Regions from separate parts of the Homo sapiens genome. Here region 1 is linked to region 2. A link is an interaction called in ENCODE POLR2A ChIA-PET data of the cell type or tissue named here. Cell type or tissue: MCF 10A. All regions are shown on one strand. Links, peaks and the distances in the headings refer to the core of each region. The heading gives the core; the rest is flanking DNA. Region 1 has its middle 11 kb from the start of GNA13. Region 2 has its middle 56 kb from the start of LRRC37A3.

The links. Peaks named below come from ENCODE experiments on the same cell type or tissue, not always from the same donor. Only the 100,000 strongest peaks of a DNase experiment are listed, where the experiment ranks them.
Region 1: POLR2A ChIA-PET joins it to region 2 with 29 read pairs; 27 of 35 experiments call an interaction of 5 or more read pairs at or near these places.

Annotation. Positions count from the first base shown.
Region 1 is chr17:65,060,070-65,074,762 of GRCh38, reverse strand. No RefSeq gene overlaps it. Among named protein-coding and RNA genes, the nearest start is that of GNA13, 11 kb to the right of the region's middle. RefSeq lists an enhancer at 10,032-10,998. In MCF 10A, for the core only: no CTCF peak of the experiment used is centred there; DNase peaks (open chromatin) are centred at 10,202 and 12,382.
Region 2 is chr17:64,967,958-64,983,938 of GRCh38, reverse strand. It overlaps the pseudogene AMZ2P1. Among named protein-coding and RNA genes, the nearest start is that of LRRC37A3, 56 kb to the right of the region's middle. RefSeq lists silencers at 8,045-8,114, 8,485-8,684, 9,234-9,528 and an enhancer at 7,434-8,304. In MCF 10A, for the core only: no CTCF peak of the experiment used is centred there; DNase peaks (open chromatin) are centred at 7,858 and 8,328.

The sequences.
Region 1 (14,693 bases), core at 6,694-14,693, 88 kb before region 2:
CCTGCACACTGCTGGCTCCATATTGCAGGCTGAGCAGAGCCATGACAATAGCTTAAGTATCCCTTTCACGTCCTGCACAGAATTACCTGTTCAATTCTTCCAGTTTATTCCAATGAGAAATAGGAAGTACCTCATGACACCCCTGCTTCATGACTTTGGTCCACTCATCAAAACCATAATAAAACCTAGTTTTTGTAGACCAGTGTGGGGTTCCCCAGTACTCCCAATAGGCTGCTCAGTGGTTTGCAGATCTGCGCTGCTTAAAGAAGTAGACATGAGGCCAGGCACGGTGGCTCACGCCTGTAATCCCAGCACTTTGGGAGGCCAAGGCGGGCAGATCACGAGGTCAGGAGATCAAGACCATCCTGGCTAACACAGTGAAACCCCGTGTCTACCAAAAATACAAAAAATTAGCCGGGCGTGGTGGTAGGCACCTGTAGTCCCAGCTACTCGGGAGGCTGAGGCAGGAGAATGGTGTTAACCCGGGAGGCAGAGCTTGCAGTGAGCTGAGATCGCGCCACTGCACTCCAGCCTGGGTGACAGAGCGAAACTCTGTCTCAAAAAAAAAAAAAAAAAAAAAGAAGTGGACATGAGTCAGGCTTTTATGGGTTTGAATGTGCACCATTCCTTGAGTATGACCTTGGACAAGTGCATTTTACTGCTCAGAGCTTCAGTTTTTCCCTCTGAGCAATGAGAAGGCTAATAGATGAGAACCCCTTGAACAGTGCCCAGCATGCAACAAGAGCTCAGCAGACAACAAGCGCCATCATCATCCTATTATGGTTGCATTATTATTCCACATCTGTGTCTTTACCCCATATGGTTCCCCAGCCCAGAACGCCCTCCTTCCCCTCTGTTGCCTAGGCTGGAATGCAATGGCCCGATCTTGGCTGCCTCCCAGGTTCCAGGGATCCTCGGCCTCCCAAGTAGCTGGACTACAGGCGCAAGCCACCATGCCCAGCTAATTTTTGTATTTTTAGTAGAGATGGGGTTTTGCCATGTTGGCCAGGAGTTGGTTGGTCTCCAACTCCTGACCTCAGGTGATCCACCCTCCTTGGCCTCCCAAAGTGCTGGGATTACAGGCATGAGCCACCGTGCCCAGCCTCTTCCTCTTCTTTTGAAACTCATGCCAAGCTCCAGGCTAGTTCTTACTGTCAGAGTCCTGGGCAGCTGTCCCTGCCCCCATCATGGCACAGAGGACTTAGCACTGTAGGAGCTGGGTGACACATTTGCCTCGCCCAGGTTGACTGTGATCACCCCATAAACTCTTACTCCCAGCATCTAGCCCAGTACCCAACCCAGGGTGGGCACTCCTCATATGTCTGAACAATGCAGCGTTGGGCTTGTTTTACATAACAGAAAGCGCAGTCCATGGGTCAGTCGCTGAGTGCCCGCAGCCTGTCTGAGTCCCAAGAGGCTTGCTTTTGACCTGGTCTGTCTGCGTGTGGTGACTGGACTTTGCAGAGACTCAGGGGAGTGGAAGATTAGGGAAGCTGAGGGGAAGAGGAGGAGCAATTTCCCCAGCGGAGCCTCCTCCATAAGGCACAGCAAAACCTAAATTCACATTAGAAGTAATGCATTTCCCAGGGAAGATGTCGGGGTAAGAAACAGCAAGCCAGAGAGCCCAGGGGTTGCTGCCTAGCCTTCCTTTTTCTCTCACTTCTGAGTTTGAAGCGCCTTTAATTCGAATCCCGTTTGGACCCAGCACCTCAAAGAGTTCCCTAGAACAAAGGAGTGTCTCTGAACAATCTCAGAGACTCAGGGCAAAGTCCAGGGTCACTGTGATTCAGAGGGTGGGGTGGGTGTTACACATTTTACATTTACGTTTTAAAAATCAATTAAAAAATACAGATTCCAGGGTCTGGGTTCAGTTATCTGTCTTAGGGAGTCATGTCCTAACCAACAGAATCACCCTGGTTCCTTGAACTTTTCAGTGTCCACCCAGTCTCCCAGGCACGTAGGCCCCAAGCTTCCTGCCCTCTCTGCCTCTTTCCTCTAAAGAGCTATCTCTAAATAGCCTGGCTGGTTTCTAAGTCCTTTGGAGTATGGCTTTGTAAAGCCTCTGAATGGTTCTATTGGCTCACATGCTAGCTAGGTGCTTTAACCCCATACCTGAATCACTGCAGCCATCTCCAACCTGATCTCACTGGATGGTGTCTGTTTTCTCCATCCCCTCACGGGCACTGGTGCCAGACAGTTAACCTAAAACAGTGCTCACATTGCCTGCCCCTTGCTCAGAAATATTCCTGTTGGCTGGGCACAGTGGCTTATGCCTGTAATCCCAGCACTTTGGGAAGCCGAGGCAGGCAGATCACTTGAGGTCAGGAGTTTGAGACCAGCCTGGCCAACATGGGGAAACCCTGTCTCTACTAAAAATATAAAAATTATCCAGGCGTGGTGGTGCGCGCCTGTATCCCAGCGACTCGGGAAGCTGAGGCAGGAGAATCGCTTGAACCCAGGAGGCAGAGGTTGCAGTAAGCCAAGATGGCACCACTGCCCTCCAGCCTGGGTGATAGATCTCTATCTCAAAAAAAAAAAAAAGAAAAGAAAAGAAATATTCCAGGGGTTACTGTTTAACAACAGAACAAAATGCTAACCTCATAACCTGAAGTCCAAACCCTTCCCAATTTGACTCTACCCTGACTCATCAGCCTCAGCTTGTTGGTCCTAATCAAACTGGCTTCCACACTGTCCCAGGCTCACGCCAGCTGCATGCCGGCTCTCAGGCTATTCCATCTGCCTTTCCCTACTCCTTTCCTCATATCCAATCATTCAAGGCTCCTGCCCACTTCCCATGGACTAGCCCAGGAAATAACTGCTAGCTCCAGGTAACTACTGAACACTTGAAATGTGGCTAGTGTCACTAATTGGAATTTTTATTTAATTTTAATTAATTTTAAGACTGATACTTAACTCTGACTAGAAATTGTATGACTACATTTGGAGCAGCTTGGTTTTGTGAATCTACTTTTTCTACTGCAAATTTTATGAAATTTAAATACAGATGAAGTATCTCTGACGAAAATTTCACATCTGAACTGAGATTGCTGCAAATATAAAACACATGCACTGGATTCTTTCTTTCTTTCTTTCTTTCTTCTTTTCTTTTCTTTCTCTTTGGTTTTCTCAGAAACAATTCTTCCTCCAGACACACTGGTTGTTGTTTTTTTTATTTTTATTTTTATTTTTTGAAATGAAGTCTCACTCCATCACCTAGGCTGGAGTGCAGTGGTGCAACCTTGGCTCACTGCAACCTCCGCTTCCCAGGTTCAAATGATTCTTCTGGGTCTGCCTCCTGAGTAGCTGGGACCACAGGAACGGGTGTGGTGACACCCGAACAATTTCTGTATTTTTAGTAGAGATGGGGTTTCACCATGTTGGCCAGGCTGCTCTCAAACTCCTGATCTCAGGTGATCTGCCTGCCTCAGCCTCCCAAAGTGCTGGAATTACAGGCATGAGCCACCTCGCCTGGCCCAGACACACTGGATTTTGAAGACTTAGTCTCATATCTCTTAAATGATCTTTATATTGATTACATGTTGAAATAATACCTTAGAGATATTGGACTTGATAAAATATTATCAAAATCAATTTCACTTTCTTTTAACATTTTTATTTATACAATTTTAAGTTTTAAGAAACTTTACATGAACTTTTAACCTTTCTAATGTGGCTACCAGAATATTTAAAATTATCTAGGTGGCTTGCATTGTATTTTTGTTAACAGTGCTCTGGTCTCTGCATTCCTGAAGCAATGATCAGCACACCTTCTTTAAAACTCAGTATATGCAACTTTGTGTTGGTTTTTAAAATCTTTGTATGTATATAATGACTTCATTGTTACCATTTTTTATCTCCAATACCTAGCAGCAAAGGCTACTATTTCTGGACTCCTGTTATGGGCCAGGCACTTTGCTAGGTGCTTATGTTATCATACTTAACCCTTTCAGCAACCCTGACGTGTGGGCATAATTAGCTCCATTTTTCAGATAAGGTAATTGATGCTCAAAGAACTTAGGTGGGTCATGACCAGGAACCGATAGATGCACGAGGTGCCAGAGCTGGGATTTGAAAATGCCAGCCGACTTCTTTCTGACCCCAGCTCACATCTAATGGGAGTGGGAATCCATGAAGTATCTGTTGTTGATATTGATGGCTGAAGTTCTAATTTACCCTGGCCTACACAGGGAAACGTGACTGTCCTACTCGCCCATCTGTGAGGAGGCTACTAGACTGATGTCTGTTGTATGCTGTTGTGCCCCAATCTTCCATCCCCACCCCAACATAGATACATCCTTAATTAGATCCACTTAATAGCCCACAATGTGGTATTATGTGCAACCTCCCCCTCCTGGGTTCAAGCAATTCTCCTGCTTCAGCCTCCCGAGTAGCTGGGACTACAGGCGTGCGCCACCACAGCCAGCTAATTTTTGTATTTTTAGTAGAGACAGGGTTTCCCCATGTTGGCCAGGATGGTCTTGATCTCTTGATCTCGTGATCTGCCCTCCTTGGCCTCCCAAAGTGCTGGGATTACAGGCGTGAGCCACCGCACCTGGCCTATTTACCCATTTCTAGGTAGCATAGTATGCAGTAAGACCCAGGACTCTGGTTCTAACCAGTAGAGATGAGCCAAAAGTCTCTTTTCTAGCCATTGCATAGTTCCCTATCATTCTGGTGGACAGCAAATCCAGCTCCCAACCCTCAGAAATGCAGGAAGAAGGGTGGTTGCCTGGAGATGGTGCATACTCACTTAAATTATGCTCAATTATTGCATCTTGCCCAGGTGTGGTGGCTCACTTCTGTAATCCCAGTGCTTCGGAAGGCTGAGGTAGGTAAATCGCTTGAGGCCAGGAGTTCAAGATGAGCCTGGGCAACACAGCAAGACCCCATCTCTAAAAAAATTTTTTTTAGCCAGGCACGGTGGCTCACACCTGTAATCCCAGCACTTTGGAAGGCTGAGGCGGGTGGATCACAAGTTCAGTAGATCGAGGCCATCCTGGCTAACATGGTGAAACCCTGTCTCTACTAAAAATACAAAAAAAATTAGCCGGGCCTGGTGGCGGGTGCCTGTAGTCCCAGCTACTCCGGAGGTTGAGGCAGGAGAATGGCATGAACCCGGGAGGCAGAGCTTGCAGATCATGCCACTACACTCCAGCCTGGGCAACAGAGCAATACTCCGTCTCAAAAAAAAAAAAACAAAAAAAAAATTAAATTAGCTGGCTGTGATCATACCACTGCACTCGAGCTTAGGCAACACAGCAAGACCTCATCTCTACAAAAAATTTAAAACTTAGCCAGGCATGGTGGTGCACAACTGTAATTCCAGCTACTTGGGAGGCTGAGGCAGGAGGATCACTTGAGCCCAGGAGTTCGAGGCTGCAGTGAGCTGTGATGAGGCTGAGGCACAAGGATCACTTGAGCCCAGGAGTTCAAGGCTGCAGTGAACTGTGATCGTGCTGCTGCACTCCAGCCTGGGTGACAGAACGAGATGCAGTCTCTAAAAAAGTAAAAAATTTTAAAAAACACTATTGGGCCTTTATTATATGCCATGCTAGGTGCTGAAGATACAGAATAAGTTAGCTGTGTCCCTTTCTTCAAAGAACCCATATTCTGGTGTGGTAGGCAAGGAAGGGGACAATTACAATCTAGGGTGACAAGTGCTGTGATGGAAAGAAGCGAGGATGCTGTAGAACCTCAGAGGCAAGGTATCTTGAGCAGCCTGGGAAAGGAGACTAGGGATGGAAGGGCTGGGAGGGAGGGGGAGGAAGGAAAGGATGGGAGAGGGGGCAAGATGAACTGGAAACCAAAAACAAGGAGAACTTTGTGTGTTTTCTACCACTGCTGGTAAAACTCGAAAAACAGCTGGCACTGTTGGGATGGACATAAAATTAACCAAGACAGTAATTTGTCAAAAAAAAAAAAATCCGAAGAAAATGCTGTTATTCTGACCAGCCTGGCCAACATGGTGAAACCCCGTCTCTACTAAAAATACAAAAATTAGCCAGGCGTGATGGTGGGTGCCTGTAATCCCTGAGGCTGAGGCACAAGAATCACTTGAACCTGGGAGGTGGAGGTTGCAGTGAGCCCAAGATCGTGCCACTGCAGAAAGAAGGAAGGAAGGAAGGAAGGAAGGAAGGAGAGAGAGAGAGAGAGAAGAGAGAGAGAGGAAGGGAGGGAGGGAAGGAGGAAGGAAAGGAAAGGAAAGGAAAGGAAAGGAAAGGAAAGGAAAGGAAAGGAAAGGGAAAATGCTGTTATGTTAAGAGAAGACTAGGTTGAGGGATGGAGGCAAAGGCATTGTAGAAATACTTCATCGTTTCTGCCTATTGATAAAGTGATCACTACTATTATTTGTTCCCTCATTTATGTCAATGATTAAGTAATTAAGAATAGGACCATTGAGGGTCAAATCTTTCAGGAAACAAGACATAAAATTGTTAAGTATGTAGTTTGTTTAGATTTTCCATCAGAACTCATTTTGCTCTCCTTGGTGAGTCTATTGGGTGAAGAGTGTTTGTCCCAAGAGGAATTAAATAGCATCCCTTTTCCCAATTCCTTAATTGTTGTAACAAATTAGCCCACAGTCTCTGTGGATCTGTGATCCTTAGAAAACCATCTAAGGAAGTAGGTGTTAATTTTTTCTTTTTCTTTTTCTTCTTTTCTTTTTTTTTTTTTTTTGAGACGGAGCCTTGCTCTGTCCCCCAGGCTGCTCTCTGCAACCTCCCCACCCAGGTTCAAGCGATTCTCCTGCCTCAGCCTCCGGAGTAGCTGGGACTGCAAGCATGCACCACCACACCCGGCTAATTTTTGTATTTTTAGTAGAGACGGGTTTCACCCATGTTGACCAAGCTGGTCTTGAACTCCTGACCTCAGATGATCCACCCTCCTCGGCCTCCCAAAGTGCTGGGATTACAGGCATGAACCACCGCGCCCATGCCCGGCCTGTAGGTATTAATCTTTATAAATCTGAGCACCTTGCACCTTCCACTCTTCTGAATGCCTACACTAAGCTCATAAATCATGGAGGAGGAAAAGCCTTAAGGGCTTCACACCCTACCTCAGGGTAGAACTCTCACCTCCTCTTGAAGTGTGTTTAATTCCTTGAGGGTAACTTTCTTCCCTTAGCAGAAATCCAGGGTAACAGAATAACTGAGGGATAGTCCAAAATGCATTTTGTATCTGCTGTTCTATAAAGTGCCCTTTGGGTTCTTGCCCCGGGTAGTCTTGAGAAGGAGAGTGACAACAGGAGCCTCAGCAGGCTCCCACGGGAAGGGCACAGACAGTCCCCTGCCAAGCTCTGGCTACTGCATGAATCCAATGCAGTGTTTCAGCCGAGCATTCAGTGTCCCTATTGGGATCCATTTCGAGAGTCTTGGAACTTGGAGGTCTAGTTCAGCCCTTGACAAACAGGGGCAATTTAGATGCTATTGCATTATGTCTTCCCAGCCAGTACCACTCTTAGCTCCAGGCAACAGAGGCCCCTGCCCGCCTGTGCTTTAGAGGATCCTGCTCTGGTCCTCGCCTGGTGCTACCCCTACACATGGAGCAATGCCAAGGGACTTACCAGAGCCTGTACTTCCCCTCAGACCAAACCCTAGGTACCGGGGACTACAAGGCTATTCATTCAAGTGGGCCAAGGTCTGGGTGTAGGGCTGTGCTGAGGGAGGACTGCACCACTGATGTACCCATCCTAAGCCTGAGGGCTGTCCAGTGGCAGCTGCTGGGGGTGAAGGAGTGCACAGAGCATGGGCGTGCGGGCTGACTCATCCACATTCATGCCCATGAGGCACCCCCCATTGCCCATGACCTTGATGGCATAGATACCAGTCCATCAACTGGACAATAAGCACTTTGATAGAAGAAAACATGGTAACATGGATAGCCTGCTCTTTTATATAACCCCTACAAAACCCTCTGAAATTATGATGTCCAGTTTCCAGATTAGAATACAAAGCCCAGGCCGGGTGCAGTGGCTCACACCTGTAATTCCAGCACTTCAGGAGGCTGAGGTGGGCAGATCATTTGAGGTCAGAAGTTCGAGACCAGCCTGGCTAACGTGGTGAAACCCCATCTCTACTAAAAATACAAAAAAATTAGCCGGCCATGGTGGCGCACATCTGTGATCCCAGCAACTAAGGAGGCTGAGGCAGGAGAATTGCTTGAACCCAGGAGGCAGAGGTTGCAGTGAGCCGAGATAGTACCACTACACTCCAGGCTGGGCAACAGAGTGAGACTCTGTCTCCAAAAACAAAAAAGAATACAAAACCCACTCCTTTTTCTTCCCCCTTTTGCACAAGCCCCCCACCCCCTCAGATAAAAGCTCTTGCTCTTACTGTACTGTGCCAGCATCCCTACTCTAACCTCTGCTCTCTGGCTGAAGAAGTGATTGCTTAGGCTTGTGGGAATTAGTAAATCCTTCCTCTCTTCAGAGTTAAGATTCTGGATATAACCCCAAATAGGCATTTTTTTTTTTCTTATTGCTGCATCAGGCCCTTTCCACCAGAAACAGATCCTGTTTGGGGACACACCTGTGGCTGTGAGTGAGCCTGCGCATGAGACAGAGAGCAACCATGTTTAAATCATAAAAGGAAGGGCTTTGGAAAGATACAGAGAGAGCATTCTGACAGTGACAACGTTGCTAAACCTTCAAAGGGCTTTTAAAGAAGTTTTGTTGTTCCTTCCTCAAAAAACCTAAAACGGAACCTCCCATTTATGGACAAACACTGAGCCTGGGGGTTCTGTAATTTAATCCTACAATAAATCTGTGTGTGTAACTCCCAGTTTACAGATAAGAAAGGCAAGGCTCTGTTCTATTAACTGAGTTCTCCCTGGGGTTCTCCCCACTGTACTACATCCTTCTCTGGAAAACCAAATGAATAGCAAACAATCTGATATGGGCCAGGTGCAGTGGCTCAAGCCTGTAATCCCAGCACTTTGGGAGACCGAGGCGGGCAGATCACGAGGTCAGGAGTTTGAGACCAGTCTGACCAACATGGTGAAACTCCATCTCTACTAAAAATATAAAAATTAGCCAGGCGTGGTGGCGCACACCTATAATCTCAGCTACTCAGGAAGCTGAGGCAGGAGAATCGCTTGAACTTGGGAGGCAGAGGTTGCAGTGCACCATTGCACTGCAGCCTGGGTGACAGAGCAAGACTCCATCTCAAAAAAAAAAAAAAAAAATCTGATATGATCCATACTGGTTTCCACAGAAAAGTCGATTCCCTCGCTATCTTTAAAAATATATATATGTATGTATATATGTACGTATATGTATACATTTGATATAGAGATGGGATCTCGCCATGTTGCCCAGGCTGGTCTCAAACTCCCGGGTTCAAGTAATCCTCCCACCTTGGCCTCCCAAAATGCTGGAATTACAGGTGTGAGCCACCACACCCAGTATCTCACTATCTTAAGGGAGCTTTTCCTATTATAGTTCTGTTAATGAGCAAAGAAAGGGGAAACAATCACAAATACACAATTGCTTGCCACACACCCAGCACCTTCCTTTGTTTTTATTTTCTCCTCTTCTCCTCTTTGGGCCTGGCATAACCTTTCCACAACCAGGAGAAAGCTAATAACTAAAGCAAATGAGGGCCAGGTGCATTGGCTCATGCCTGTAATCCCAGCACTTTGGGAGACTGAGGTGGGCGGATCGCTTGAGCCCAGGAGTTTGAGACCAGCCTGGGTAACATAGTGAGACGCCCTCCGATCCCTACAAAAAATTTAAAAATTAGCAGGGCATGGTGGCATGTGCCTGTGGTCACAGCTACTTGGGAGGCTGAGGAAAGAGGATTGTTTGAGCCTAGCAGGTAAGGCTGCAGTGAGCAGTGATCTCACCACTACATTCCAGTCTGGCGACAGAGCAAGACCCTGTTTCTAAATAAACAAAGTAAATGAGGGACCTCAGCTACAGTGCCTCATCTGCTAAGCCCTTTAATTCTGTCATTCTGACTCAGCAGTTGCTGCCTTTCCCTGAATCCTATCGTGAGCAGGCCTTTCTTTTCTGTAGCAGCTGACACAGGAGTTTAAAGAAAACTTATGATATTATTTGCACTGGGAGCCCACGTGTTATGGTCTGACAAAGGCTGCATGGACCATTTCTCAGCACCCTCTGAGCCCTTACTGCTCGATGATAAACTCAACCAGAGGACATGCCCTGGCATTTTGCACTGAGGTAAAGGCCGGGTCTACAGGCCATGACATGTGATGCTACCTGTAGACAGAGCAAGCTAGCCAGGAGTGTGGCTGCTGGAAGGGGCAGGTCCAAGCTTGCTAATCCAGTGTTCCGAGGGAAAGAAAACTGCTGTCTGCTGCCGGGTTGTGAGCAGAAGATCTTTACATGGAGGAATGAATTGAGACTGCCAACTTGAACTTCACTGGAGAAACAGAATTTACATTCAAGCATCCTTAGGCCAGGCACAGTGACTCTCCTCTGTAGTCATAGCACTTTTTGAGACCGAGGTGGTAGGCTCACTTGAGGCCAGGAGCTCAAGACCAGCCTGGACAACAAAGTGAGAACCTGTCTCTACAAAAAATAATTAGTCGGGTGTGGTGGTCTGTAGTCCCAGCTACTTGGGAGGCTGAGGTAGGCCCCTTGAGCCTAGAAGTTGGAGGCTGCAGTAAGCTGTGATCATACCATTGCACTCTAGCCTGGGTGACAGAGTGAAACTGTCTCATAAAAATAAACACATAAATAATTTAAAATTATCGTTATCCGTTTCTGGCAAGGCGCAGAGCATTGACAGGCAATAAAATACTAAAAATGTATCCTTCTGCTTTAAAAGCTGTAAGTAAAAATAAAGGAGAAGGGGTGAGCACGATGTTTTGAGTTTTTCCGAATCTCAGATTTACAGGCAAAGCCTTGTGATGAGTGTTACATACAGATTGCCCTTAAACCTATCTGACGCAGTAAGCAAGGTGGAAGGATTTTAGGAGTGCCAGTGTCCCTTTAAGACAGTACCAGCTTCTGACTTTGGAGGAGCTGAGGTCTCAGCTGGTCAACAGCAGCCCATAGGTCTTTTTTGGAGGCTGAGAAAAAATACAACCAATAATTAAAGTCATGTTTTCGGTTATTAACAACAACAAACAAAACCACCACCAATTTGATTCCACATGTCTAGTTTCATACAAAATTTTCCACATGAGAGGCTTATTCTGGTAAAGGCAACATCAAATTTCATTACACACACACACACACACACACACACACACACACACACAAAAGGGTTTCTTTTTAAATCTTCCTACGGTAAGTGAAAAATGTGTGGGGCTTGTGCATCATACAAATAAACAAACAAACAAGCTTGGCTCCTCTTTTCTTATTTCTCCATCAGCCACCTGGAATATTTTACAAACCAGAGCCTGAGTTCAAAGTACAGAACATCTTACCAGGATCTGTCTGAGCTGGGGAACTTCAAGATGGCAGTCAGCCTGAAAGGGGCTGGAAAAATAATAAAGTACTGAACTCTATGGTGCCTGGAGGTTAAGTCCAGTTAGCTACTTGTCTCAGGTTTGAAATTCATACACTTGGGCATTCTGGGCACTACGGCAATTTTTGTACATCAAAAAGAGCAAGGGGGGCCAGGCATAGTGGCTCATGCCTGTAATCTCAGCACTTTGGGAGGCTGTGGTGGGAGGATAGCTTGTGGCCAGGAGTTCAAGACCAGCCTGAACAACATAGTGAGAGCCTGTCTCTTAAACAACAACAACAACAGAAAAAGTCAAGAACACTGGGGCAGGGTGCAGTCATTCATGTCTATAATCCCAGCACTGTGGGAGGCCAAGGCAGGAGGATCACGTGAGCCCAGGAGTTCAAAATCAACCAGGGCAACATACTAAAAATTAAAAAATTTGCCAGGCCTGGTAGGGCACACCTGTAGTCCTAGCTACTCAGGAGGCTGAGGTGGGAGAATCGAGGCTGCAGTGAGCTATGATAGCGCCAGTGCACTGCAGCCTGGGCAACAGAGCGAGATCTTATCTCCTACCAAAAAAAAAAAAAAAAAAGCACTGGACTAAGCAGCTTCCAGTTCCAGCTCTGCAACTGGCCACAGTGAATGAGGCTTTCAGAGAGTCATTTGCTAAATGGGAGCGAGGTTAATGTTGGGTGTTCCTAGTCGGGCTACTGTGAGCAGAGAATGAGATAAAGTAGGTCAAAGTGCTTTGAGGCATTTAAAACATGACACAAATGCAAGGGATTTGTATTTTGGGAGGGCTTGGGAATTCCCTTCCTTTCCCTATGGAAGGTAAGAAAAGTCTACGCCTGTTTTATCTGTAAGGAAGGGTTAGAATCCACCTATTTTGTACTGATGGTGAGACAAAAGAGAGTTTCGTAATAAGAAGGCTGGATTAACACAAGGTTTAACCATCAAGTAATGTGACAGATTTTTAAATAAACATCTAAATGGGCGTTGTCTCATCCTGAGTAGTAAGTAGTCACCTTGGCAGGGGAAACACTTATTTAAATTATATTTCCCATCAAAAAAAATTTTTGACACCTCTTTTGGAACTGTTCCTAGAGCCTTTGGCACATTCTTCTGAACATGTCTGAGGGTGACACATTTTTTGTCCTTTGTGGATGATTCTGATTTTTGTAAACAGCCCAAAGTTATTTGGCACAAAGATTGGCAAATAAGCTAAGTAAGACCTTTTTTTTTCATTGAAAATAAACTGTAACTATAAGAAGCCTATCTTTCCAGAAGAGTTAGAAATAGATTTCAAGACTGGCAGTATTGTTGGAAAGAGCTTGTTTCTTTCTAAGGTGACAAGAGGAGAAAAGCTATTTGGAAATGTATTTCGTTTTTAATCACACCTTTAATTATTTATCTTGCAAGACGGACACTGAACTGAGTTTCCAGAAAGAAACGAACATTGCAACTAATCAACAGCTGCAATTATTTTATCACAGCTCCACAGGGCATCTGAATCTATTTGCATATGGATTAACTGGCTGGCAACAATACAGACGCTTCCAGTGAGTTAACGTCTGGGTCTGTTGGAAATAGAGCATCCAGCAGATTCAATTCTAACTAGTAGACTTTATACTCCCTTAAAAAGTTTGGATTTTTTTCAGTTATAAAACAATGTATCTGAAAATGAAAATATCATTAATACGATTGCAATGTATAACCTGAAGCAATGGCTAGATTTCCTTCTGTTGCAAAGAATTTCAATTGTTAGTATTATTTTGAAATAAACACAATGGCATTTGCATTCTTTGAATGTTGCACACTGTGAGCACTTCAACCTTAAATGATGCCAATGACTTTTTAAAGAAAATATTTTTCTGGCTGGGCACGGTGGTTCACGCCTGTAATCCCAGCACTTTGGGAAGCCAAGGTGGGCGGATCACCAGGTCAGGAGTTTGAGACCAGCCTGGCCAACATGGTCAAACCCTGTTTCTACTAAAAAACAAAAATTAGCCTGCCATGGTGGCGGCGCCTGTAATCCCAGCTACTCGGGAGGCTGAGGCAGAATTGCTTGAACCTGGGAGGCGGACTAAAAATACAAAAACTAGCAGGGCATGGTGGCAGCTCCTGTGTTCCCAGCTACTCCAGAGGCTGAGGCAGGAGAATTGCTTAAACCCGGGAGGCAGAGGTTGCAGTGAGCCGAGATCACGCCACTGCATGCTAGCTCTAGATGACAGAGCAAGACTCTGTCTTGGAAAAAAATAATAATAATTTAAAAATAAAATAAAATAAAAAATATATATTTATATTATATATATTACAAATATATAATATAGATTTTTTTCCCCAATTCATTTTTTTATTGTGGCAAAATTCACATAACATAAAATTAATCATGTGACCACTTTACAGTGTAGAATTCAGTGGCATTTAGTACAGTCACAATGTTCTCCAACCATCATCACTATCTATTTCCAAAAACATTTTCGTCATCCCAAAACGAAACTCTGTACCGTTAAGCAGTCTCCCCACAACTTCCCTCACCCCATCTGCTTTCTGTTTTATGGATTTGCCTATTCTGGACATTTCACATAAGTGGAACCTTATAATATGGGGCCTTTTGTTTCACTTTGCCTAGTATTTTCAAAGTTCATTCATGTTGCAGCATGTGTCAGCACCTCATTCCTTTTTATGGCTGAATAATTGCAATGTATAGATATGCGACATTTGGTTTATCCATTCGTTCATCGATGGACATTTGGACACCTTTTGGCTATTCCTTTTTTGTTGTTGTGGGTTTTTTTAACTTTTATTTTAGGTTTAGGAGTACATATGCAGGTTTGTTATACAGGTAAACTGCTCATCTCGAGTTTGGTGTACAGATTATTTAGTCACTCAGGTAATAAGTATAGTATGCGATATGTTTTTTGTTTTGTTTCGTTTTGTTTTGGTTTTTGAGACGGAGTTTCGCTCTTGCTGCCCAGGCTAGAGTGCAATGGCGTGATCTCGGCTCACTGCAACCTCCGCCTCCCAGGTTCAAACAATTCTCCTGTCTCAGCCTCCTGAGGAGCTGGGATTACAGGCGCGTGCCACCATGCCCGCCTAATTTTTGGTATTTTTAGTAGAGATGGGGTTTCATCATATTGGCCAGGCTGGTCTCAAACTCCTGACCTCAGGTGATCCGCCCGCCTCGGCCTCCGAAAAGTGCTGGGATTACAGGTGTGAACCACTGCACCCGACCAGGTATTTTTTTTTTAATCCTCTCCCTCCTCCTGCCTTCCACCC
Region 2 (15,981 bases), core at 4,117-12,116:
GCCTGCTTTCTGGTTCAGAGATAGTGTCTTCTTGCAGTGGCCTCACGTGGAGGAAGGGGTGAGCTGACTCCCTTGGGTCTCTTTTATAAAGGCACTAATACTATTCATAAGGGTTCCATTCTCATGGCCTGATCACCTCCCAAAGGTTCCCATCTACAAATACTATCACGTTGGGGGTTAGGTCTCAACATAGAAATTTGGGGGGACACAGACATTCAAACCATCGCAGGGTGCAAAATAAAATAATCATAACAAGAAAGGGATTTTGGCTATTGAAAAGCAGAATAGTTTAAAGTAAGTATTCAAAAGAAAAGATAGAAGATAATTTATAAAGTCTGGGCACAGTGGCTCACACCTATAATCCCAGCACTTTGGGAGGCCGAGATGGGTGGATCACGAGGTCAGGAGTTCAAGATCAGCCTGGCCAAGATGATGAAACCCCATCTCTACTAAAAATACAAAAAAAAAAAAAATTAGCTGGGTGTGGTGGTGGGTGTCTGTAATCCCAGCTACTAGGGAGGCTGAGGCAGAGAACTGGTTGAAACCAAGAGGTGGAGGTTGCAGTGAGTTGAGATCGCACCACTGCACTCCAGCCTGGGCAACAGAGCGAAACTCTGTCTCAAAAAAAAAAGAAAAGAAAAGAAAAAGAAAAAAAATAATTGATAAAAACTTCAGAATGTAGTACAAAAAGATGGAAAAAATGTGAGAGATAAGAAAATTTGAGGATCTATTCTGAAAGTCCAACATCCAGCAAGAATGGAGGGAAGGAAATTATCAAAAAAATAATACCAGAAAATTTCTCAGAATGAAAGGATAAGAGTCTCAGTATCAAAGGGCCTGCTAAGTGAGCCACAAAATGAATGAGAAGAAAGGTTCAGGCTAAGGCACATCTTTATAACCCTTCAGAACGCTAAGGATAAAAAGGAGACCCTATAATCTTCCTAAAAATAACAGATAACATACAAAGAACTAGGAATCAAAATGGCATTGAACATCTCAGTAGCAACATTGGAAGTCAGAAGAAACTGGAGCAAACTGTTTATAATTCTGAGGGGAAATGATTTGCAATCTAGAATTCCACACCAACTCAATAAATTCTCAATCAAGTATGAGGGCAGGATAAAAACATTTTCAGATGTCAAAGTTCTCAAAATATTTATCTCTATGTACCTTTATTCCAGAAGGTTCTGGGGATGTGCTACTGAAACCAAAGGAGTAGGCCAGGAAAGAGGAAGACAGAATTTAGTAATTTAAGAAACAGGGGATCCAACAGAGCAAAGTGTAGTTGCAGTCCTAGGAACAGCTATGCAGTAGGCCCATGGATGACCAGTATAGATAGGAATGTGGAGATGAGGGTACCCAGAAAAAAAATGTAACTAGTGTAAACGGGCCATGTAGAGAAGCATTAAAAAACAAAGTAAAGAATCAGAGAATCATAAAAAATAAGGCACATGCATGTTATATAGTTTTTTAAAAGAAAATAAATAATAGAAATCAAGTGATGATTAACTCTAGGCAAAAATAAAGAGGTTCTACAAGAAAGAAAGCATGGTCATAGTACACTACTTGGCTCTGTAGTACACAATGTTTGCATAATCATCATAATGTAAACACTGACCACCAGATTCAACCAAAATGTGTGATATAATCACCAGAGGAATGAGAGGTAGAAAGTATGATGTATGAGAGTTAAGTCCTCATCTCTCATGGCAATAAATTAACAGATGCTACCTAAAATCAAAAGATCAAGAAATCTCACTATACACACATTGTTGAGAAACATGGAGATAAATACCAGAAAAAACAGCCAAGGAGTTGAGAACAGTAGCCTCTAGGAAGTTGGCCTATGGGGTGGGGACTATTACTTTTCATTACAATGCTTTTAGTACTTCTTAGCTTTTAAAAATGTATATTTGGAATATTTTCATATATATAGTAATTTTATTATTTATTTATTTTTTGAGACCAAGTGTTGCTCTATTATCCAAGCTGAAATGCAGTGGTGTGATCTCAGGTCACTGCAACCTCTGCCTCCCAGGTTCAAGCGATTCTCCTGCCTCAGCCTCCCAAGTAGCTGGGACTACAGGTGTGTGCCACCACACTTGGCACACTTGGCTAATCTTCTGTGTGGTTTTTTTTTTTTTTTTTTTTTAGCAGAGACGGGGTTTTGCCACATTGGCCAGGCTGGTCTCGAACTCCTGACCTAAGTGATCCGCTTGCCTTGGCTTCCCAAAGTGCTGAGATTACAGGCGTGAGCCACTGCACCCGGTCCATAAAGTAATTTTAAAATAAAGTCAACAAATTAGGAAGACAAAGGATGGCTTGGTTGTTAATCTAAATGAATCTCTAGTTAGTGGTATGTTGGTGTAAGTAAAATTCAGAGACCATAGAAAAATAGATTGAGGAGCAGCTGAAAGCCTAGGCAGAAAGACAGAGGCAGAGAACCACCTAGAAAACATGGAGAAGCTGTTATGCCCAAGGGTCATTTGTATATTTAGGAATGCCTAAATATTAATACACTACTGACTTGTTAAATTGCTTTCTGACTGTAAAAGTAATAATACTTATTGTAGAAAGTTTGGAAAAGGCAAATTAACAAGTAAAGCAGGAGAGAGAGAAATCAAAACCACCAAATATCTCATTATTCATAGATTATTACTTATCAGCACTTTCTTTTTTTTTTTTTTTTGGACACAGAGTGAGTACAGTGGCACGATCTTGGCTCACTGCAACCTCCGCCACCCTGGTTCAAGTGATTCTCATGGCTCAGCCTCCCGAGTAGCTGGGATTTCAGGCGTGTGCTACCATGCCCAGCTAATTTTTGTATTTTTTAGTAGAGATGGGGTTTCGCCTTGTTGGCCAGGCAGGTCTGGAACCCCTGACCTCAGATGATCTGCCTGCCTCAGCTTCCCAAAGTTCTGGAGTTACAGTCATGAGCCACCATGCCCGGCCAAGCACATCTTTTTAAAACAAAAATAAGATTACAACATATAGGCCAGGCAAGATGGCTCATGCCTGTAATCCCAGCACTTTGGAAGGTGGAGGCATGCAGATGGCTTGAGCCCAGAAGTTCAAAACCAAAACAAGCCTAGGCAACATGGTGAAACCCCTTCTCTACAAAAAACACAAAACATTAGCCAAGTGTAATGGTGCATACCTATAATCCCAGCTACTTGGGAGGCTGAGGTGGGAGAATCACCTGATCCTGAGACGTCCAGGCTGCAGTGAGCTGTAATCACACTACTGTACTCCAGCCTGGGTGACAGAGTAAGGCCCCGTCCCAAAAAAAAAAAAAAAAAAATTACAACGTGTAAACATTTCTGTGTCACACTTTATTTCCCCTTAGCATTTCTCTAGGTCACTACTGTCTTTGAGAAATGATTTTTTTTTTTCTTGAGATAGTCTCGCTCTGTCGCTCAGGCCGGAGTGCAGTGGTGTGACCATGGCTCACTGCAACCTCTTTCTGCCAGGTTCAAGCGATTCTCCTGCTTCAGCCGCCTGAGTAGCTGGAACTACAAGCATGTGCCACCACACCTGGCTAATTGTTGTATTTTTAGTAGAGACCGGGTTTCGCCATGTTAGCCAGGCTGGTCTTGAACTCCTGACCTCAGGTGATCAGCCTGTTTTGGCCTCCCAAAGTGCTGGGATTACAGGCATGAGCCACTGTGCCCAGCTGAGAAATGATTTTAAATAGATGCTTAGTATTCTAACATATGAATGTACATGTAATTTATGGTCTATGATTAATAATTTATGCTTTTCCAGTCTCCAATAGCTGGATATTTTGATTGTTTCTAATTTTCATAATTATAAATAATATTTTGTTGACTATCCTTAACCATAAGTCTGTGAGATCTCTTATTGGGTCAATAGGTATGAACATTTTAAAAGCTATTAATACTCCATGTCAGGTTGTTCACCAGAAAGATTCGACCTGTTTATACACTCCGCCAGGACAGTCTACCATCATTGGACATTATCATCAAATACAACTTTTTAGTAACCATGTTAATGTATCACACAATCAAAAAAAGATCAAGGTTGGGGGGAAATTCATAAAATGGAATGCAAACAAAAATAAATGAACCTAACTATATTTCATGTTAATAACAATACTACACTGAAGGGCAGAATTGGGAGGGGGAACTAACCTAGGTAGGTAACTTGAACACAGTTATTTTAATATATATCCTCTGGCTATAAAGAACCTTAAATACATACTAATTGGTAGAATTGTTTTCCTGCAGTGCTATGGATTAGGAATTCTGAAATTATTTTTAGTACATATTCTAGTACAGAGCAAATAAATAAATAAATTGTGAATAACAGGAGCCAGGTTTCTCTCTACTGATGAAGGACATCATACATATGGAAAAATGGAAGGCTAGAATGAATGAACTCTGTGGTGTCAGGCTGGACTGGAATTGGAAATGTCAGTATGGACTCATGTTTTAGTTGTACTGTGGCTACTTACGAAAATGTGCTTGATTTTTGGGAATATACTATGAGGTATTTAGGAGTCCAGGGCATCATGTCTGCAACTTACTTTTTTTTGGAGACAGTCTTGCTCTGTTGCCCAGGCTGGAGTGCAATAACGTGATCTCAGCTCACTGCAACCTCCGCCTCCTGGGTTCAAGCGATTCTCCTGCCTCAGCCTCCCAAGTAGTTGGGATTACAGGCATGTAACGCCACACCCTGCTAATTTTTGTATTTTTAGTAGAGATTGGGTTTCACCATTTTGGCCTGGCTGGTCTCAAACTCCTGACCTCAAGTGATCAACCCACCTCAGCTTCCCAGAGTGCTGGGATTACAGGCGTGAGCCACTGCACCCGCCCCCGGCCTGCAATTTACTCTCAAACAGTTCAGGGAAACAATGTACATTTACATATAGAGAGAGACAGAGATAAAGACACAGAAAGAAAGAGAATGATAAAGAAATGAGGTAAAATGTTAAGTACTGGGGAATCTGGGTGAAGAGAATGCAGGGATTCTTTATACTATTTTTGCCACTTTTCTGTTAGCTTGAAATTATTTCAAAATAAACACTTTGGCCAAATTAGCAGGTAAGAAAACATTATTAGAGTGGTTTTCCTTTGAGTTCATTCATGTGTTCAATAAAGTTGAACACATGGATGTTAATGAACCATTCGGATTATATGGTTCATATTTTTTGCTCATTTTTATGTCATGGTGTTTTTCCGTGTTGATATGTAAAAGCTATTTTTAAACCCTTCATCTGCCGTATATGTTACATTTCTTTCCTGATTTCTGCCACCTTCTAATGTTGTTACCAACTTTCTTTTCCAACCTTGGGCCACTGGCATATACACTCATTTCTAAATATCAGAACTTGTAGTGTTCTTTGAAATGCAAACAGCCTATGGTTCATTTTGCAACTGCATATTAGTTAACAGGCAAAAATACCTTAGTAAGAGAAAGTGTCTTTTCCTTCTAATGAAAAAAAAAAAAAAAAACTAACCCCCCTGAAGCACTAAGGTGTTTATTTATTTACTTTTTTGAACAGGGTCTCACTCTGTTGCCCAGGCTAAAGTGCTGTGAATCATGGTTCACTGCAGCCTCGACCTCCCAGGCTCAATCCATCCTCCCACTTCAGCCTCCCAAGTAGCTGAGACTACAGGCATGTGTCACTACACCTGGCTTTTTTTCTAGAGATGGGGTCTCCCCCTATGTTGACCAGGCTGGTCTGGAACTCCTAGGCTCAAGTGATCCTCCTGTCTTAGCTTCCCAAAGTGCTGGGATCATAGGCATGAGACACCACGCCTGGTAAGTTTTTTTAAAAAAATAAATATTAGACCATGCAGAAACATGCTATCCTAAAATTTTTGAGCAAGTACAAAGTTCACGATTCAGAAATTTAAACAGTTTAAATGCAAAATGAAGTTCTTTTTAATGAATACCAAAAAACTGTCAGGAGATCGAGACCATCCTGGCTAACACGGTGAAACCCCGCCTCTACTAAAAATACAAAAAAAAAAAAATTAGCTGGGCGTGGAGGCGGGCACTGGTAGTCCCAGCTACTCGGGAGGCTGAGGCAGAAAAATGGCCTGAACCCAGGAGGCGGAGCTTGCAGTGAGCTCAGATACGCAACTGCACTCCAGCCTGGGCGACAGAGTGAGATTCCGTCTCAAAACAACAACAACAACAACAAAAAAAAAAAAAAAAAAAAAAAAAACTGACTGAAAATCTAGTGAATACCTTTTATGCTTCAGACACCCCGTATGAGAGTCTTTACCCTCAAGCATCTCGCAGTTGAGTAAGGGTGACATGTAAGAAATAGGTTCCAATCATTGTGACAAGGACAACTGCAGTATTATTACGTACACACAAGGCAATGAACAGGCAGAAGAGAAGTTTTGTCATGAGGCAGGATGAGGCTATAGAAGAGGTGACAACTAAGCTAAAGAAGCCACTCAGGATGTCAGAAGACAGCCGTTCAGTCAAAAACAGGCACAGTATCCAAAGGAACTCATTTGATCCCTAAAATTCTGCTAAGATGTGCTGTAGGCGGGGCGCGGTGGCTCATGCCTGTAATCCCTGCACTTTCGGAGGCCGAGATAGATGGATCACCTGAGGTCAGGAGTTTGAGACCAGCCTGGCCAGCATGGTGAAACCCCGTCTCTACTAAAAATACAAAAATTAGCCGGGCGTGGTGGTGCGTGCCTGTAATCCCAGCTACTCGGGAGACTGAGGCACGAGAATCGCTTGAACCCAGGAGGCAGAGGTTGCAGTGAGCCAAGATCACGCCACTGCACTCCAGCATGGGTGACAGAGTGAGACTTCGTGTCAAATAATAACAATAAAAGATGTGCTGTAATTGTGTCCGTTTTACAAACTAGTGAAGAAATGAAAAAGAGGTCAAGTAACTGGCACAGGTCCCACGCTAGTGAGGGTTTTGGGATTCAAGCACAGACCACCTTCGCCCCTATGCTACACCACCTCAGGCTGTCGGGAGATAGGCGCCCAGTCAAAAGGCACATAGAAGAAAGCCTACGACTTCTCAAGCATTGAAGCAGGAGTGGCGCATCGGTATGCTCAACTTCAAACTTTGAGAACAGTCATGGTAGGAATGCATTTTATTCAAGAATGGGTTCAGGTGAGGGTGGATATGGGCACTGGGTTCAAAAGACAAATTTGGAGATTTCATGATCCAGAAGGGTGAACAAATAAGGATGGGCTGAGGAGATCCTCGAAGTTGAAAGGTTCAAACACACAGAGTTAATGTCCTCTAAGGAGAGCCAACAAGGGGTTACAAGTGCTGAAGTCATCAAGAAAATGTGCCTGTCTTTCCTGGAGACTGGGAAGGAGAATTAGGATGAGGAAAATCCAGAGGATGGTAAAATGACTTCAAAAGAACTGAGGCCGGACGCGGTGGCTCACGCCTGTAATTCCAGCACTTTGGGAGGGAAAGGCGGGCGGATCACCTGAGGTCAGGAGTTCGAGACCAGCCTGGCCAAAATGGTGAAACCCCGTCTCTATTAAAAATACAAAAATTAGCCGGACGTGATAGTGGGCACCTGTAGTCCCAGCTACTGGGTAGGGTGAGGCAGGAGAATCGCTTGAACCCAGGAGGCAAACGTTGCAGTGAGCCGAGATTGGGCCACTGCACTCTAGCCTGGGCGACAGAGAGACTCCGTCTTAAACAAACAAACAAAAAGCAATAAAAAGAAAGAGAATGGCGAGGCCCAGAGAGATTGAACGTCCCACCCGAGGCCACAGAACTAGCTCAGCCCTAATGCTGGCCCCGCGGTGCCTTTCCGACCTCACTGCCTCTCCTGGCATCCGGGTCTCGGCCTCGGAGCGCCAGGGACGCCACGAGGACACGCCCCACACTTGCGCGTCTGGGTTCCAGTCCCCGCCGCCCCCAACAAATAAAGAAGGGAAAGTCCTTTGGGTGACTGCCCCAGGGAGCGCCGCGGCTGTACGACAACCTGCGGCGGCCGCCGACTCATTTGGGGGCTACGCTGGTTGCATTCGTCACGCCGGGACGCCTCTCAAACCCGCGGCCTGCCGAGCACGTTCCCACACGGGCGACCCTGGTGACGCGGGCGCGTCTGTGGCTCTGGAGAACCAGGCCGCGGAGCCCCGGCGAGGGCAGACGGGGAACTGGCGACTGCGGGGGCGGACGGCTGGGGCTTGTAGTCCCCTCGTGACCCTCTACTCAGGAAAAGGCGAGCCGCGGCCGCCGAACTCCAGCTCTGGCGCGCTCAGGGGCGTGGCGCGGGCGGGTCGTGAGTGGGGCGGGGCCCAGAGAGCGTGTGCGATGGAGCGGCGCGTCGCGCGGCGCGAAGGGGCGTGGCGCCAGTGGGCGTGGCGTAGTGCGAAGAGACGCGGTGCGCACGCGCGTGAGGGATGTCGCGGGTGAGTGGTGTCGAGGCCTGTTGGGTCAGGGCGGTTCGCAGGTGCTGTCAGAGCTGGGCGGGGCAGCCGGGTCGTAGAGGCGGGCGCCAGTCGCGGTCGGTGGAGAGGGATGAGGATGTAGGAGGGACGGACGTGGCGGAAGCCGCGGGGACTGCGGGGGCGGAGTGCCTCTGGGGAGCCAGGGAGGCCTTTCCAGAGGCTCCTGGGGGAAGAAGAGGCGAAGCGAGAGTCCCCGGGGAAGCCCTACTCCACCCCCAGCCGGAGCCTGGGTTGTGCCTGCACGGACCAGAGCCCACAGTGCGAGTTGCTGTAGGCAACCAGCTAGGGTGGCCAACTTCTCCCGGTTGGCCCGAGATGTTCTGGTTTTGGGACCACAGCGTCCCAGGCCTCCAGCCCACCACAGTGACCATATTGTGCGCCCCCTGCCCATCTTCTCCCGCAGCTTCCCTAGATTAGGCTTGGGAGGCAAGGGGAGGCCTCCTGACTTTTCTCACTGCCTTCGTTAATATAAAGATGAAGGCACACTCCACAACTTCCTTCTGGCCAGGCCCAGACATGTCTGTCCTTGTGAGATAAAAGCTTCCATGGGAGCCTTCCTTCCTAATCAAGGTAGGTAGACCACTGGAAGGTACATCTGGTTTTATATTTTGTCCTGTAGAAGTCAGATTTCAGCCCAGTTGTGTAGGAGTGAGGATGAGCTTATGCTCTTATCAGAGCTTTGAGTACAGAGACATTTGATCTGGAATTTCAGCCAGCCTCTTCAACCCCAGAATTCAGAGGTTCAATCAGAACAGACATTAGCTTAAGTTTTCCCATCAGTTGTCTATCATTAAACTGGCAAAATCTAGATAATTAGAAAATATGACAGAGATGATCCAGACAGAGATGTTCAGGTTTTTCCTTGTGTAATTCAAAAAGTCTCGTGGTGGAACATCTGACCCTTTTCAAGAGGAAGGATGAAAACTCTACATAGGAACACGATGTGAATGGAAGAAACCTGTCATTGTGAGTCTGGCTTTTGATTAGTCATCTGATGTCTTCCCTAATGTGATGTGACTAAGCCGTAGCTTCTCAGCCTGCAGTTAAATTGCAGAAATGATAGGGCTTACATTAGTTTTGTTTTTATTTGATGTTGAAGATCTTTGAGTCACACTAGAAACGAGGAGTATTTTTCATGTGGCACTAATGAGTTAATTCATAATATGATTTTTTGAGACAAAGTCTCTGTTGCCCAGGCTGGAGTGCAGTGGCACGATCACAGCCCACTGCAGCCTCGACCTCCTGGGCTCAGATGATCCTCCCACCTTAGCCTCCCAAGTAGCTGGGACTACAAGTGCACACCACCATGCCCGGCTAATTTTTTTGTAGATATGGGGTTTTGCCATGATGCCCAGGCTGATCTCAAACTCCTAGGCTCAAGTAATCCTTCTGCCTTGGCTTCCCAAAGTGCTGGGATTATAAGCATGAGCCACCATGCCAGGCCAATATTATTCCCCAAAAGAAGGAAATTGGGTGTGAGGTCCTGCTCCTATGGTCACCATGAGATTTTTTTGTTTGTTTTGGACTCTTGCCCAGGCTGGAGTGCAGTGGCACGATCATGGCTCACTGCAACCTCAGCCTCCCTGGTAGCTAGGACCACAGGTGTGCACCACTATGCCCAGGGAATTTTTAAGTTTTTTGTAGAGACAGGGTCTCACCATGTTGCCCAAGCTGTTCTCAAACTCCTGGCCTCAAGCAGTCCTCCTATCCCAAAGTGCTGAAATTACAGGCATGAGCCACCACGCCTGGCCACCACTAGTTTTTGTAATGGGAGCAGGTTCCATATGAGATGGAGGAATGGATTTCATGATTGTCTTTGTAATTTCTTAGGTCCCCAAGAAATTGATTGGACATGAGGAAACCACTCTAAGTGTGACCACTCTAAAGCATTAGCAGTCAGTCATTTCACTCTAGGGAGAAATCAGAGCTGTATATGGAGAATAGGTAAAGTCCCCAATATGGATATGTATTTTTATATTTGACTGCTTGTATTTTTTTGTTAGATGCAAATAGTACGGTATTCCGAACAGACACTAAAAATAGCTGTCATCTCAAAGAATCCAGTGCTTGTGTCACAGTATGAGAAAGTAGATGCTGGGGAACAGCGTTTAATGAATGAAGCATTCCAGCCAGCCAGTGATCTCTTTGGACCTTGCATTCTCCATCAGATTGGATCACCTCCCACCCTGAGGCCCCCCAAGACTTTGAACAGTTCTTCAGTCATCCTTACAGAAAGATACCCTCTCCAGACAAACGCAGTATTTATATACGGTCCATTGGTAAATACTGGTAATGTGCTAGTTTTGGTTCGGTTTTGCAATGGTTCTGTTGTCAGGAATAGTCCGGGCTATTGGTCTGATTCAGATGGGCCATTTTAGGATCATTTTTGATATTCATTGCAATGGTACAAGTTTTGTAGCCAAACAGACCTAGAACATTTTTTTTTAATTCATATCAACACCGATGAATGTTAAAGGTGTATTGAAAATTTAGAGTTGGTTTTGTTTCTAATTTGAATCCTCTTACTCATAGACTGGGTAAACACTGAATAATCGTCTTAAAGTCTGTTTTTAAATGTTCTTCCATATTATAGGATCTCTATGAAGCACCAGAATTATCAGTGAAGAATATATTAAATGGCTCACGGGCTACTGTAAAGCATATTTCTATCGCTTGAGAGTAAAACTGCTAGAACCAGTTCCTGTTTCTACAACAAGGTGTTCCTTTAGAGTCAATGAGAACACACAAAACCTACAAATTCATGCAGGTGAATTACACAACTTTGCAATTTGAACTGAGTAAAGGAAGCATATGTATATAATATACACTCATACATTTATGTATTTCTTCTTAAATAGGGGACATCCTGAAGTTCTTGAAAAAGAAGAAACCTGAAGATGCCTTCTGTGTTGTGGGAATAACAATGATTGATCTTTACCCAAGAGACTTGTGGAATTTTGTCTTTGGACAGGCCTCTTTGACAGATGGTATTCCGTTTTTGGCATTGTTGTTAGAAGCTTCTTCAACTTGAGAATATTTGAAGATGTTAAAAGAGGGAAAAAAATTCCAACCAAGAATCATATTGATATTTAAAACTATAGTATTTTCAGTTGAGACATTATGCCATAATGGGAAGTGTGCTGTTGGTAGATTGTGATAATCTAGGTTCTGGTTGGCCACTCACTACCTACAGGACCTTAAAGGTAACAATACCCACATCATGGAGTCATTTGGAGATAATTTACATAAAAGTGCCTGTACATAAAAAGTGTGGATAAGCCTGGACAACATAGTGAGACTACATGTCTACAAAAAATAAAAATTAAAAAAACTAAATTAGCTGGGCATGGTGGCACACACCTGTAGTCCTAGCTATGCAGGAGGCTGAGGCGAGAGGATTGCTTGAGCCCAGGAGGTTGAGGCTGCAGTGAGCCGTGATCGCACCACTGTACTCCAGCCTGGGCAATAAATTGAGACCGTGTCTCAAAAAAAAAAAAGCATATATAGGCCTGGCACATATATAGGCATTCAGCATAACAGCTAGTAAACGTCAGTAATTCAGTAGCAAGGTGAATTAAGCCAATTACAGTTTGAGCTATCATTAATGGATGTGAAAATCTTGCTAATTGTTTTTCAATTCTTTTCATAGTCATCTTGCACAGTTAGGATAGCCATAGACTAAGTGTTGCTTCTTTCTCATCATACGACATTTGTTTTTTGTTTGTTTTTTAATTTAAAAAGTAAAAACTTCCATCTTTGATTTGAGATACATAGTAAACATTGACTCATTAGGAACTCTGCATGGTAATATTGGGGATGGGAAAGGTTCACGAAACAGGTTATATTTTTAACCTTTTTTTGTCATCTCTCTACTTCTCCCCTCCCCTTCATTTTTGCTCTTACTTCTCTAACTTCATCCCCAATAATCCAAGACAGACTTGAAAGGGAAAAGGCCCCCTAAGGGGAGTGGTTCATTAGTGTTCTGGGGATGGGGAGTAAGTACAGGGACTATCCTGAGAGTTTATGGTCTGTCTGGATGTTACATTAGCCTTAGGATTTGTGTGGGGTGGTAAGCTTTTTGGGACAAATGTTTCTACTAGAGGTGGGGGCTGTAGGGCTATAGAGCCTCTTCCCACTTACTCGTTTATTCTTTATTCTCCATTTATGTGAGGTTTACTTGTGGCCCCCCATGGCCCTACCAACATGCAGTCTTGGAGACGTGGGTCACTACTCTCTTACTGATTTTGGTGGTGTGAGGTAGCTTTTTATCATAAGTTTTCTCTCTTATTATTAACCTGATAGAGACGGAAACATTAAAAATTAATTTTATCTACCTTTCATTTTTCTTTTGATACAGGGTCTCCCTCTATCACCCAGGCTGATCATGGGTCACTGCAACCTCAGCCTCCTGGGCTGAAGGGATCCTCCTGCCTCGCCTCAGCCTCCTGAGTAGCTGGGACCACAGGACCACCACACCCAGCTATTTTATTTTATTTTTTTTGTCGAGATGGGATCTCCCTGTGTTGCTCAAGCTCATCTTGAATTCCTGGGCTCAAGCGAGCCTCCCACCTCAGCCTCCCAAAGTGCTTTGATAAAAGGTGTGAGTCACCACACCCAGCTAAAAAAATAATTTTCAAACCATATGTTCGTTTATCTAGATATTACTAGCTAACTTATCTTATGTATTTGAGGAGGTCAGGAAACATTTCCCCAAACTGTTTTTACTTTAATTCTTTTTTTTGTAAGTTTCTTAAATATTACATGACATGAAAGATTTACATAGGAAAGTGGCAGGATTAGACAGTGACAATATCTTAACACAGTGGTCTTGTTTTCTCCAAGTTTACAAAGATTCATATTTTTAAATTGAGAAGCATTGACTACGAAAGAAAATAATCTTCTATTTGTAGGATTATTGGAAGAAAGAAATGTCCTTGCTGAAAGTATTACTGTAGTGAAATATGCTCACACTTGATTGGCCAGAGGGGGTTACTTGTGATACATGAATAGATTTAGTGTTTTCTTAACTTCTAGAATGCTATTTTCCCTAATTTTCGAATATCAGTCCACATTTTCTGGGTAAAGGGAGGTGAGGAAGTTGTTTTTGAATCAAATTAGATTGAACAAACCTACCATGGGTTATTTTCTTTAAAAATTTATTACTTTAAAATAAAAACTGAACGAGAGACATAAATAAAAGTGATCATGTAAACAAGTCGAATTGTGAAGCAGTACCCTGTAGGGTGAGTTACGTAGCAAACCGTGTTCTCTGTGCTTGCAGAGATGGTTGATATAACTCTAAATGTAACACAGGAAGTCAGTTACAAGGGTATTTATTCTGGTCACCAGACACTAGTGACAGAATAGAGTTGAGCTGCTCTTTAAAAAGGGGGTGGGGGTGGGGAAGGGGACGAGGTTATTCTGTCTAAAGCCGTGGTTTAAAGCATGGGCTTCAAGACATCAGGGCAGTTGTCCTCAGTCAGTGCTGCGTGAGGGAAGGCCAGCAACCCCTCCAGGCACACGTGTAACAGATCTGTTTAGCGTGTCCTTAAAGAGTGAAATCATGACTGCCTATTGTTGATGTGATTTATTTTATTTTATTTGTTTATTTATTTATTTATTTATTGAGATGGAGTCTCGCTCTGTCGCCAGGCTGGAGTGCAATGGCGGGATCTCGGCTCACTGCAACTCCGCCTCCCGGGTTCAAGCCATTTTCCTGCCTCAACCTCCTGAGTAGCTGGGATTATAGGCGCCTACCATCATGCCTGGCAAATTTTTGTATTTTTGTAGAGACAGGATTTCACCATGTTAGCCAGGCTGGTCTTGAACTCCTGACCTCAGGTGATCCGCCCACCTTGGCCTCCCAAAGTGCTGGGATTGCAGGCATGAGCCACCATGCCTGACCCATGTGATTAGTTTTTGTGGTTCCTTTTTGAGTACTTGATTTGGAGTACTTGCTACTTTCAGAAAAAGACTTCTTTTGTGGGAAAAGACTCTGAAACTTCAGTTTCTCAAGTATTTGACCTCCAGCCCATTAAGTTTTACAAGACAAGGCATGGTGGATAGCAGCAAAGGATTTTGATAGGGAAATCTGGGGCTTCTTCCACTTGGAAGAAGCTGACCGGCGCCCTCTAAACCTTTGCCCTATCTGTTTGCACAAGTTGCAGTGTGCTGTTATTGGCTTCAGCATTGTAGAAAGATATAAAGTAAGTTGAGGGATGGATAGTGTAAAGAGGGGGAAGTGGTTATCTGAGTAGCAAACTGATGTATCTATTATATCCTTCTCTAGAGTTATAATTTATCAGAGGAAATTAGTGTAAAGATAAGCAGGAAGCTGTGGTTTAAAAACATGCGAAGAAATGCCCTTCTTAAAAACTTCAGCTTGCCTTAGAGTGATTTATGCTTACAGTTCAATGAGAAATAGTGGAAGAAATTTTCTGCTTCTCTTCCATTTAGGGCAAGAGAGCTTGACTTTGCAAAACTGAATAAATATTGATATGTGTGGCAAAGTTCATTTTTTAAACCCTATAAGTGTGAGGACAGGATTTATCTTTCCAAATATGGGACAGAGGTATGATGTTCATTAGGAGGAAAAAAGTGATTTTCTTTAAAAAGGAAGAAGGAAAGTACCTAATCTCAGTATGTGTGTGTGTGCCCACACTTGCCCACAAACATCAATATACATTCATGTGTTTACTCATGGGTATGACTGCATTCAGGTGACTGCACAGAAATGTCTACACATGTGTTTTCACATACATATGTCTACCCATGCCTGTGTGGACACTTATATATGTATATACATACATGTCAAATTAATATAATGCCTTGTAGAATATTCAGCAAGTTGAGAAAAAATATCCTATCATGCTAGAAACAAAGTATAAGAATGAGTGTATTTCTTTTTCATCTTTTTTCAGTGCGTACTTTTGACATCATTTGTAATTCTGTGTGTATTTGGTACGTGCCATTTCACTCAGTATATCATTAGCATTATTCATATTCACAGCATCATTATCAAATGCAGCGTCTTCATGGGGTAATATGTCACCCTATGATCTAGAAGCCAATGCTTCTCTCTTGCCTGATGGTATTTTGCTGTGGTTTGTTGAAGTGCGCATCTTTCAATGCTTTTCCAGGCACTGGTGAGGTGGATTGATGATGAATCTTCTGGCACACCTGGAGCAACTCCAGAACACAGTCGTGAGGATAATGGGAATTTACTGAAACCCGTGGAAGGAAGCCTTTAAGGAATGGAAAGAGTGGATAATAAAATGCCTGACTGTTCTCCAAAAATAAGGACCTTCAAATAGGAGTGATTGAAATAAATGACTACTTGCATGTTATGCTTTCATTTGGGTGGAATACTTCATCAGAATAAACTATTGATCTTGTGCTGTGTCAAAGTAACAGACTAGAACCTTCTTTCAAGTACCTGAATTGAAATGAAACTCATTTTGAATAATAAAAACTCTAGAAACTCTTTATCTTCTCATCTTACTGGCCTGGTCTGTGGCAGCAAGCACATTATTTCCATTCCCCAAATATGTTTAGGTCTCCCAA